2 separate regions of the Homo sapiens genome follow, and region 1 is linked to region 2. Evidence: chromatin loops called from intact Hi-C (ENCODE). Cell type or tissue: Calu3. All regions are shown on one strand. Each heading gives the region's core, and the rest is flanking DNA. Links, peaks and the distances in the headings are about the cores only.

Region 1 (5,904 bases), core at 379-5,378, 890 kb before region 2:
GAAGTCAGGGACCCCAGATGGAGGGACCGGCTGGAATCGCGGCAGAAGAACATAAATTGTGAAGATTTCATGGACATTTATCAGTTCCCAAAATTAATATTTTTATAATTTCTTACACCTGTCTTTACTGCAATTGCTGAACATAAATTGTGAAGATTTCATGGACATTTATCACTTTCCTAATAATACTTTTATAATTTCTTATGCCTGTCTCTACTTTAATCTCTTAACCCCGTTATCTTCATAAGCTGAGAATGTACGTCACCTAAGGACCACTATTGTACAAATTGATTGTAGAACACGTGTGTTTGAACAATATGAAATCAGTGCACCTTGAAAAAGAACAGAATAACAGCGATTTTCAGGGAACAAGGGAAGATAACCATAAGGTCTGATTGCCTGCAGGGTCAGGCAGAATAGAGCCATATTTTTCTTCTTGCAGAGAGCCTACAAATGGATGTGCAAGTAAGAGAGATATCACTGAATTCTTTTCCCAGCAAGGAATACCCTGGGGAAGGAATGCATTCCTGGGGGGAGGTCTATAAATGGCCGCTCTGGGAGTGTCTGTCTTATGCAGTTGAGATAAGTACTGAGATATGCTCTGGTCTCCTGCAGTCCCCTCAGGCTTACTAGAATTGGGAAATTCCACCCAGGTAAATTTTGGTCAGACTGTTCTCTGCTCTCAAACCCTCTTTTTTCTGTTAAGATGTTTATCAAGACAATATGTGCACAGTGGGACATAGACCCTCATCAGTAATTCTAATTTTGCCTTTGTCTTGTGATCTTTATTGCCCTTTGAAGTATGTGATCTTTGTGACCTAATCCCTTTTTGTACACCCCCTCCCCTTTTAAAATCCCTAATAAAAACTTGCTGGTTTTGTGGCTCAAGGGACATCACAGACCTACCAATATGTGATGTTACCCCAGGAGGCCCAGCTGTAAAATTCCTCTCTTCGTACTCTTTCTCTTTATTTCTCAGACTGGCTGACACTTAGGAAAAATAGAAAGAACCTACATTGAAATATTGGGGGCTGGTTCCCCCAATAGTATGACTTCAAATTTTTTTAATTTATTGAAACTTGCTTTATGGCCATGCATGTGGTCAGTCCTTGAATATGTCCTGTATGCAGATAAGAAGAATGTACACTCTGTGATTGATGAGTGGAGCAGTCTTTAGATGTCTAGTAGGTTCAATTGATTAAGTGTTAAATTTAAGTCCAAAATTTTTTGGTTCATTTTCTGCTTCAATTATCTAATACTGTCAGTGGGCTGTTGAAGTCCCCCTCAATTATTGTAAGGCTGTCTAAGTCTTATCATAGATCTAGAAGTACCTGTTTTCTGAATCTGTGTGCTCCAATGTTGGGTGCATATATATTTAGGATAGTTACATCTTCTTGTTTAATTGACCCCTTTATTATTATGTGATGCCCTTCTTTGTCCTTTATGACTATTGTTTGTTTAAGTCTATTTTATCTGATATAAGAACAGTAATCCTGCTCTTTTTTCTTTGTTTTGCATTTTCATGATAGATATTTCTCCACTCTTTTACTTTGAATCTATTAGTGTCATTACATATGAGACAGGTCTCTTAAAGTCAGTGGATTGATGAGCTTTTTTTTTTTTTTTCAACTTGCCACTCTGTGCCTTTTAGGTGTGGCATTTACACCATTTACCTTTTTACATTCAAGGTTAATATTGACAAGTGTGGTTTTGATCCTATTGTGGAGTTGTTAGCTGACTGCTTTGCAGTTTCTATTGTATAGTCGCTTTATAAGGACTGTAGACTGTGCATTTAAGTATGTTTTTGTTGTAACAGGTAACTTTCTTTAGTTTTCATGTTTAGAACTTTCTTGAAGCCTCTTGTAAGGCTGGTCTAGTGGTAATACATTCCCTTAGCAATTATTTGTCTGGAAAATGTTTTATTTCTCCTTTCTTATGAAGCTAAGATTGGCAGAATATATAATTCCAGGTTGGAAATTCTTTTCCTTAAGAATGCTGAAAATAGTACCCTACCCTTTTCTGGCTTGCAAGGTTTCTACTGAGAAGTCTGCTGTTAGCCTGATGGGTTCCCTTTGTATGTGGTCTGACTTTTTTCTCTGTCTACTATTACGATTTTTTATTTAATGTTGACATTGGACAGTCTGGTGACTTCATGCCTTGGTGATTTTCATTTTTTAAAAAATATCTCACAGGTACTCTCTGGATTTCTTGTACCTGGATATCTACCTCTCTAACAAGACCAGAAAAATTTTCTTATATTATTCTCTCAAATATATTTTCCAGATTGTTTACTTTTTCTCCTCTCTCAGGAATGCAAATAATTTGTAGACTTGGTCTCTTTACATGTCCAATATTTCTAGAAGACCTTGTTAATTAAAAATAAAATTTTGTGTACATTATTGTCTGGCTGGGTTAGTTCAAAAGACTTGTCTTCAAGCTTTGAAATTCTTTTGTCTGCTTTGTTTGTTCTATTGTTAAGGCTTTCAGTTATATTTTGGAATTCCTTAAGTGAATTTTTTAATTTCAGAAGCTCTAACTGATTTATTTTTAAAATGTTTTTCTCCTCCTTCATTTCCTAGATTGCCTTAGAAGTTTCTATGTGTTATTTTACACATTGTCCTGGATCCTATTGAGTTTCCTTGCAACCCATGCTTTGAAGAGCTAGTGTAATCCTTTGGTGATTTCAAAACATTCAGATTTTTAATGATGTCAAAATTTTTGTGCTGGTTCTTTCTTATCTGGAGATGCTAAAACTTCTAATTTTTGTGATTATTTTCATGCAGATAAAATTGTTTTCTTTTCTTTCCAAGTTTTAATATTATTATTTATTATATATTACTATTATTATTATTATTTTCTTCCCCTTCATCCCTGCGTATCCTATTAGAGAATGTCGGCTAGAGTATTTTGGTTTTGCTTCTACAGCTCTATTCATTTCTGTCAGCAGGCTTTTTATTGGCCTGCGCAGTTCAACCTACAGGCCAGTAGATGGCAATGATAGTTAAAGTCCAGCTGCTGCCAATGTGGATGGGTATATACTTCATCCTTGTTTACTGGGAGGTCTCTGTCACCACACTCAATGGGCTGATCCAGTGCATTGCATAGTTTGAGCTCTCTTCTCAACCCTGAGTGGTGGGGGTGGCAGGGGGCAAGATGGGTGGGGCTGTATCAGGGGAACCTGCCACCAATATTTCAACATAGGTTCTTTCTATTTTCCATAAGTGTCAGCTGGCTGAGAAATAAAGAGAAAGAGTACAAAGAGAGGAATTTTGCAGCTGGGCCTCTGGGGATGACATCACGTATCAGTAGGACCATGACACCCACCTGAGCCTCAAACCAGCAGTTTTTTATTAAGGGTTTCAAAAGGGGAGGGGGTGTAAGAACAGGGAGTAGATCAGATACTTCAAAGGGCAAAAAGGAGAACTACTGCCAAGGGTCCAACAAAGATCACACGACAAAGGGCAAAAGCAGAACTACTGATAAGGGTCTACTTTCAGTGGTGCACTTATTGTCTTGATAAACATCTTAAACAACAGAAAACAGGGTTCAAGAGCAGAGAACTGGTCTTACCACAAATTTACCAGGGCGGAGTTTTTCCCCACCCTAATAAGTCTGAGGGTACTTCAGGAGACCAGGCATATCTCAGTCCTTATCTCAACCACATAAGACAGACATTCCCAGAGAGGCCGTTTATAGACCTCCCCCCGGGCATGCATTCTTTTCTCAGGGTATTAATATTAATATTCCTTGCTAGGAAAAGAATTTAGCGATATCTCACCTACTTGCACTTCCATTTATAGGCTCTCTGCAGAAAGAAAAATATAACTCTTTTTGCCCGACCCTGCAGGTAGTCGACCTTATGACTGTCTTCCCTTGTTCCCTAAAAATCGTTGTTATTCTGTTCTTTTTCAAGGTGCACTCATTTCATATTGTTCAAACACACATGTTTTACAAACAATTTGTAAGTCAACAGAATTATCACAGTGGTCCTGAGGTGATGTACATCCTCAGCTTACAAAGATAACAGGATTAAAAGATTAAAGTAAGACAGGCATAAGAAATTATAAAAGTATTATTTGGGAACTGATAAATGTCCATGAAATCTTCACAATTTATGTTCCTCTGCTGTGGCTCCAGCCGGTCCCTCCATTTGGGGTCCCTGACTTCCCACAACAGGGCTGGACCAGATAATCCTGCCTACAAGTCACCCAACGGCAGTCACAAAAAACAGCACTGAAGAGTGTCTGGTAGGTGGCCACCAAGCCCCTAGCGATGTGCCTAGGCATGGATTTGGGGAACCTCCTCAGGCCCAAGTTCTCTGCATGGTGCAGGGAGGCCACTGAAACTCCTAATCCAAGAGAATAGGTGCTACAAATCCCCGAGATCTGCCTGGGCATGAAGTTTAGGGGGCCCCAATCACCATAATCTGCACAAGAAGGGTGGGGCAGCTCAGGCTGCTGATTCAGGTTAGGAAGTGCTCCAACTGCCTGAGATCTGCCTGGTCATGGAGTGGAGAAGACTCCACTATACCATGATCTATGCACAGGAAAGGTAGGATGGCTCAGGCTACTGATCCAGGTAAGGATGTGCTCTGACTGCCTGAAGATCAGCCTGAGGGGAAGTGGAGAGGGTGCCTCTGCACCATGATCTATGCACAAGGAGGATAGAGTGACTCAGGCTGCTAACTCATATGAGTGGGCACTCTGGATGCCTAAAGATCTACCTGGGAGTAGACTGGAGAAGGGAGGGTCCTGCTGTGCCAAGATCTCAGTGGAGCAGACTGGGATACCCAACAACGTCACACACAGACCAGTTCCAGGTCTCCAAGCTGCCTCTGGCTGCAAGTTTTATCACCCTGGAAAAACTATGGTTGCAGCAGCTCTCCTCCCACTCCAGACCTGCCACAGAGGAAAGTACAGTTCCAGTGTCACACTTGCCACTCAATTCTGACTGCAGAGGTCCCTACCTGACTCCAGAGTGAGTACAGCAATCTCTGGACTACAATGCCTGCAGAGCCACACTGCCAGATCACCAAAGAATAACTGACTTTTCATGAACCTGGATTAAAAATGGCAGCCTGATCTCCATCCGAAGTTGGGGAAAATGCCTGCAGTTTTTCCCAGTGTCATTCCCTCTTAGTGTCTCCAAGCCTCTTCCCAAGTTAGCTCTAAGGCTTGGGAGACACTAAGTGCTTTCCCTTGGTCTTGGTTGCATGAATCCCCACTGGAAATGTAAGTCACAGAGATAGACACTGCCCCTCTCTCATCTGGGAACTTCACTCACTTTTATAAGCAAAATGCCATCACTGGGGCTGGTTACCCACCTTTTCCTTCTTGGGATTTGGGGTTAAACATATTTTTAAAACATTGTTTTCTATAATGTGCATGGTTCCCACACCCTCTTACATTGCTCCACTTGGTCTTTGACAAGTTTATTTCCCACAGCATTAAATCTTTAGCTTTCTAAAAATTCAGTTTTGACTTCCACTATTTTCCACATAGTTTCGCTGACAATTCATTCATTTTTTAGTAGCCATATGGTGATTTTTTCAATACTTTTATTTTAATTCCAGATTTTCTATGCTCATAATCCATGTGTAACTGCTGATTTTAAGAAGTCCATAGGATGACAGTAGTTCCCCTTCTGATGTTATCATTTTCCTCCAAATCTAAACCAAGTTCTGTACACTCAAATCTCAGTGAATGGTAAAATATTAATATAATTGTTGGTTCCTTTCTCAATGAGTACATATAATCTCCTACTAGGTACTGTTTATTCTATTTCTATATGTGTCTCTTATATGTCTACTTTCAGGCAATGTATTAGACCACCATTATATTTCTTCTGAATTAGAAAAGCTTCCAAAATTTCTTATTGTTTACATAAATACATTCACTATGTCAT
Region 2 (5,904 bases), core at 327-5,326:
TAGAATAGCATTCGATCAATTATTTGAGTGACCACAGCCTAGCCAAGATGATGTGTAACATTAACCGCCATGTTCAGTATTACTGTATTTTAACTGGGATTATTGTTTATACCTAGAATATGGATTGAAAACCAAATTCCCACACCTATAACTTGTTTTTAATTATGATAAAGAGGAAGGTATCACTAGATTAAGAGTAATTTCAGAGACATCTGTGAAAATTTCCTACCAATTAAATACGCCAATGGACAGTCAAGAGACCCATAGCCATCTGTTATTTTGCCTGAACAGTGTGTAAGACAATATGAAGACTTTTAGATAAAACATGCATTCCTTAATTTGGCCAAGACCTCCATCTCCTGTCTCTTATGTTTACACCAATCTCAATTCACCCAATCCCAGGAAGAAATCTTATTTAAAGTGAGGCTTGCTGGAGTGTTAGAATTTGCAGGAGTAGTTCAGAAAGAAATGTGATTTCAAAGGAACTGATTTAGAAATAGCATATGGGTTTTTAGGGCAATAATTTATTTATTATCCTTCTTGTGAAGAAATGATCAAATATCTGTAATATTTTTCTTGTGTTCTAAGAACTGTAATATTTTAGAAAAGATAAAAATGTACTGCATCGCATGCAAAATGTAATAAAATTAATGGTTTATTGTATATCAAGTTAAAAGGAAAAGCATTTATAGGAAAGTTAATATTTTACTTTATTACTTCTTTTGGGGCCATAACAAAAATGTACCATTGTGTTTTTACATAATATAGAAGTGCAGACATAAATATTTTTGTAAAGTACTCTAAGAAAAAACTTTTATTTTGTCCTGATTTTATAAATAGCTGCAAAACAGAAGGAAAAAAATTCCTTTCTTACCAGAGCTTTTTGCCCATTCACAACAGATGTTGTTTCCACAAATTAGTTTATAATTTCTTTCATAACTCAGAGAGAACAACCCTTCAATTTATAGTCAGGAATAGATAGAGTGCTGCATATAATTCTGGTAATTATGTAACAAAACTGCACTTTGCTATTTGAAAACCTTGGCCATCAATCATTCAGTTTAGTGTTGGGTTAACTTAATCTTCTGTTGCACCAGCTGTGCAAGGCTCAGCCACAAACACAGCGGATTTGCCAGACTTCTACTGAGTAAAGTGTAAATTATCAACGTGTAAGATAATAGGTAACTAGACACCTAGCCATCTAGTTAAATAGAATTGAACTGCAGTATATGCAACGACTGCAAAACTTTTTGGGGATTTGGGGGGTGGGAAGGCATATATAATTTTTTACCACATATCACATCAATATAGTTGTTGCTTAATTTTTTAAAACTGTGTTTTTTTTTTCTAAACATGACTCATGGCTCAAAATATTTTCATTTACGCCATAACTTAGAGTCTTGGGTTGAGATAACTTTATTTTAGATACCATTGTTCAGAACAAAAGAGTTGTAATTTATAAACAGTATGTAACTTATAAACAGTGTGTGGGAGAGGTTAGAAATTAGGATACTTTGTCCAGAAAAGCCGCAACTCCTAAATTAAGAGCCGATGCTCACTAGGTTTTTTTAATTTATGTAGTATTGTGCTCATTTTATATCCTATAGACATGAAATAAAATTTCATTAAAAGTAATTAAGCTGAATGTACTAGAGAACCATTACTCATCTTAAAATTAATGTTGGTTAATAATTTACATTTTTCATAGTATTTTCTATTCATTAATTTATTTGAAACTTGAAATATTTTGAAAAATAATTTATGCAAGATTACTTATCCATATTACAGAAGATATTAAATTTCAGAGTAGTAAAATGACAGTTCAAATCTCACAGTATGCAGGAGGGAAAGGCCAAAATACAAGTCAATTCTACAATCTTGGCAATTTCCATTCGATGACCACATAAGAATATATATCTTTGTTATTTATAATACACATAAATTTATTACATTTAAAACATAAAAAGTATTATATTTTTATAAAGTATAAAAATATACTTTTTAAAAAGCACAAAAATATACTTTTTATATTTTATGTATATTTTTAAGTGAACTTGCCATATTGGAGGTTATATGTTCCATGCCCTAATTTAATTAATCTAATTTGTGTGAAGTCAGGATTCAAAAATACATCTGGATATTGAGAAGGAAACAGGACTTTTTGAGATATATAAAATATTGATTTAAACTTGGCATGCTGAATGCTAACATTTTAAAATTAAATTGTAAAATTATTAAAATCATTAACACATTAGACATTAGCTGGAGAAAGCAAAGAAATGCCAGAACTTGCAGGCAGGCATGATGTCTCCACTTAGAAAGTGAAGACAGAAGCTCAAGTGTTACAAAGTCTAGGTTTCAGATTTTGGTGGTACTAATAGTTGGTATTGAAAAAGAGGTATAAAAAGGAGGCTCTACATTCAGTCATGATAATAGGATACATCTGTTCACATTTCCCTGTACTTTTACATAATTCTCATATGGATCAGTGCCACCAACAGGGAAATGACTCGCATAGCAGGACAGAGACTTTGCTACAGTAGATACTATCCCACGTTTAGGGCAGAAAAAAGGCACAGACACAAGATAATTAAGATATGACTTACGATTTTGAGGGGACTCTCCTGTGATTATCTTCCCACAGAAATATCAATTTGAACAACTATCCACAGCCTAAATTACCTTCACAAGCATTCAGAAAACCAAGTGAGAGATCACAAAACCTAGCTGCAGCACAGTAAAAAAAAAAAAAAAATACATTGAAAGGAGTAGGAAAGACAGACTTATATTACCTGCATTACCTCTTCCTCAGGCACATTCAGTACAAAGTGGTGAGTAATAGCTTCCACTTGAGGGAAAGAGGGAAATGAACACAGTACTTTGCCTTAGAACCCAACACTGGATCAACACAGTAAAATCCAGTATTGCAAAGATCCCTATGCCCACATATTTCAGGACAGTATCTATGGACAAAACCTCTAGACCTGCCCTGGTACCAGACAGAACCACACAGCCCAAGGCTTCAGTCTTGTATGATAGTCTCAATATCCAGGCTGCATTTCAGGTGGGCTGATTTCAGTGGTCCTGGGCTCCAGAGAACCCTCAGTGGTAGGCAGCTCTCAGTAGCCCTAGGCTTCTGGCACAAGTGCTCTATTAGCTGCATCTGCCCCAGGTTTCTGGCACACCCTAGTGGCATGGCTGCTGTAATGGGTACCAGGCTTGTTGCAGCATCAGGCCATACACAGCTGCCCCACACTTCTGACACTTCTTAGTGCCATACCTGCTCCAGGGCTTTCCCAGACAAAGCCCGTCTGTGAAGACTGGAATAGCACCTACTTCATTACGTGTGTAGACATCTGCATATAATCACAAGGACCAAGAATAATCAGAAAAACATGACATCACCAAATGGACAAAATAAGGTAACAGTGTCTATCTCCAAAAAAATGGAGATCTATGAATTGACTGACAAATAATTCAAAACAACTGTTTTAAGGAAGCTCGGTGAACTTCAATAAAATATAGAGAAATAATTCAATAAAATGAGAAAAACAGTACGTTAACAGAACAAAAAATTTAATAGAGAGATTGAAATAATAATTCTAAAAAATGAAACAGAAATCAGAGCTGAGAAATACAATGAACAAAATGAGAAATGCAACAGAATGCATCAACAACAGCACGTGGACTGAGCAGAAAAATCTGTCAACTCAAAAAGGGGATTTTAAAATATACCTTCAGAGGGAAAAAAAGGAAGGGAATAAATAGGAATGAAGAAAGATTATGGAATTAATGGTATAGCATAGCATCAAAAGAGCAAATATTTGAGTAATAGTTAAAGAAGTGGAAGACAAAGATAAAGATATAAAAGCTTATTAAAGTAAATAGCAGCAGAAAACTTTTCAGACTTAGGGAAAGATATACATATCCATGTACAGGAAGGTTAGATGTTTTTAATCAGATTCAATTCAAATAATACTATCCCAAGACGTTTTATGATAAAACTGTTAAAAATCAGGGACAAAGAGAGGATCCTGAAAGCAGCAAGAAAATAAGATGCAAATAACATATAAGGGAATTCAAATATGACTAGCAGCAGACTTCTCAGCAGAAATCTTAGAGGACAGGGGAAAGTGATATTTGATGAAGAAAAATAAAAAGCATATGACAACCAATAATATTATACTCTGCAAATCTGTCCTTCAGAAATAAAAGACAAAAAAAAAAAGATTTTCCCAGGAGAATAAGTTCAGGGGGACCATTACCTGTTTTACAAGAAATGCTGAAAGGAGTTCTTCAAGCTGAAAGAAAAACATGCTAATGCATAACAAAAAAATCTGAAAGTATAAAACTCACTGGTAAAAGTACACAGTTAAATTCAGAATACTTTAACACTACAATGCTGTTATATAAATCACTTATAACTTTAACCTGAGGGTTAAATACAAAACTATCAAAAAATTCCTACAATAATTTGTTAAGAGATATGCAATGTAAAAAGATACAAATTGTGACATCAAAAATTCAACATGATGGTGACAGGGAAGTAAAAGTGTCAATTTTTATGTGATCAAAATTAAGTTGTTATCAGTTTAACAACTTGTTATAACAAGGAAATTTTTTGTAAGCCTCATTTTATCCACAAGGCAAAAACCTATGATAGATACACAACAAAGTAAAAAAAGAAAGAATCGAAACATAACACTAAAGAAAAATCACCTAGCCACAAGGAAGACAGTAAGAAAAAAAAGCAAATAAATAATGTATAAAACAACTAGAAAACAGTTAACAAAATAACAGTTGTAAGTCTTTATCTATCAATAATTACTTTGAATGTAAATGGGATAAATTATCCAATCAAAAAACAGTGGCTGAATGGATAAAAAATTAGCTGCAAACTATGTGCTGCTTACAAGAGATTCACTTAACCTGTAAGGATACATATAGACTAAAAGTGAAGGGATGGAACAAAAGACTTCGTGCTAATGGAAAACAAAAGTGAGCAGTAATAGCTATACTTAAATAAAATAAACTTTAAGTCAAAAGCTGTGAAAAGAGATAAAGTTATTTTATAATAACAATGGAGTCAATTTAGAAAAAGGATGTAATTGTAAATATACACACCCAACATAAGTGTATCTAAATATGTAAAGCATGTATTAATAGATCTGAAGGGAGAGGTCAATTGAAATACAATAATAGTGAGGAACTTCAATATTCTACTTTTCAGCAGTGGACAAAACATCCAGACAGAAAATCAATATGGAAACATGGAATTTAATCTACATTCTAGAGCAAAAGGAACTAACAGACCTGTACAGAACATCGCATATACCACATGCAGAATACACACTCTACTCAAAAATCAATAGAGGTAAGTGACACTGGTAAACTAAGAACAATATAGGACCCTGAGGAGAGGAAGTCAGGCATTTCAAGTAAACAATGCTCCTTTGAGTTTTGGAGAGGTGACATGTGTCCACTCTCAACTAATGTCAACCAAACTAAACTGGCAGCTTAGTGCAAGTTTAGGTATCTAATTTCAAACTTAAAACACTAAAGACTTGAGAATTCATGGAACAATATCTTTTGAAATTTGACATTTGGTCAGTTGACTATACGCACAAAGTAAAAATCAATGAAATTAATTATGTTCACAGTGGTCTTCCATTAAAATGGTGCCACCGGAAAGATTACCTGAAATTTAGAGAATTTTTAACAATTTGTTTTAAGTATGAAGTAAAGTTTGTATTTTCTAAATGTATAAGTTTGATATATCTGGTAAGGTTTTTTTTTCCCCTGATTTATAATGTAATGTTTAGGAGACTCCATGAAACACAATTCAGGGTCATATACATAGTAAAAAATATAGAGCTATATTTTTTTCACCTAATGATTGTAAAA

Evidence for each region. Hi-C counts contacts between places; a loop is a spot of excess contacts. Peaks named below come from ENCODE experiments on the same cell type or tissue, not always from the same donor. Only the 100,000 strongest peaks of a DNase experiment are listed, where the experiment ranks them.
Region 1: a loop joins it to region 2, with 19 times the contacts of the local background. A loop is called at or near these places in 1 of 110 quality-filtered maps.

Annotation. Positions count from the first base shown.
Region 1 is chr3:94,859,901-94,865,804 of GRCh38, forward strand. No RefSeq gene overlaps it. Among named protein-coding and RNA genes, the nearest start is that of LINC00879, 75 kb to the right of the region's middle. In Calu3, for the core only: a CTCF peak has its summit at 2,992 (motif pointing right); no DNase peak of the experiment used is centred there.
Region 2 is chr3:95,749,217-95,755,120 of GRCh38, forward strand. No RefSeq gene overlaps it. Among named protein-coding and RNA genes, the nearest start is that of MIR8060, 610 kb to the right of the region's middle. In Calu3, for the core only: no CTCF peak of the experiment used is centred there; a DNase peak (open chromatin) is centred at 3,175.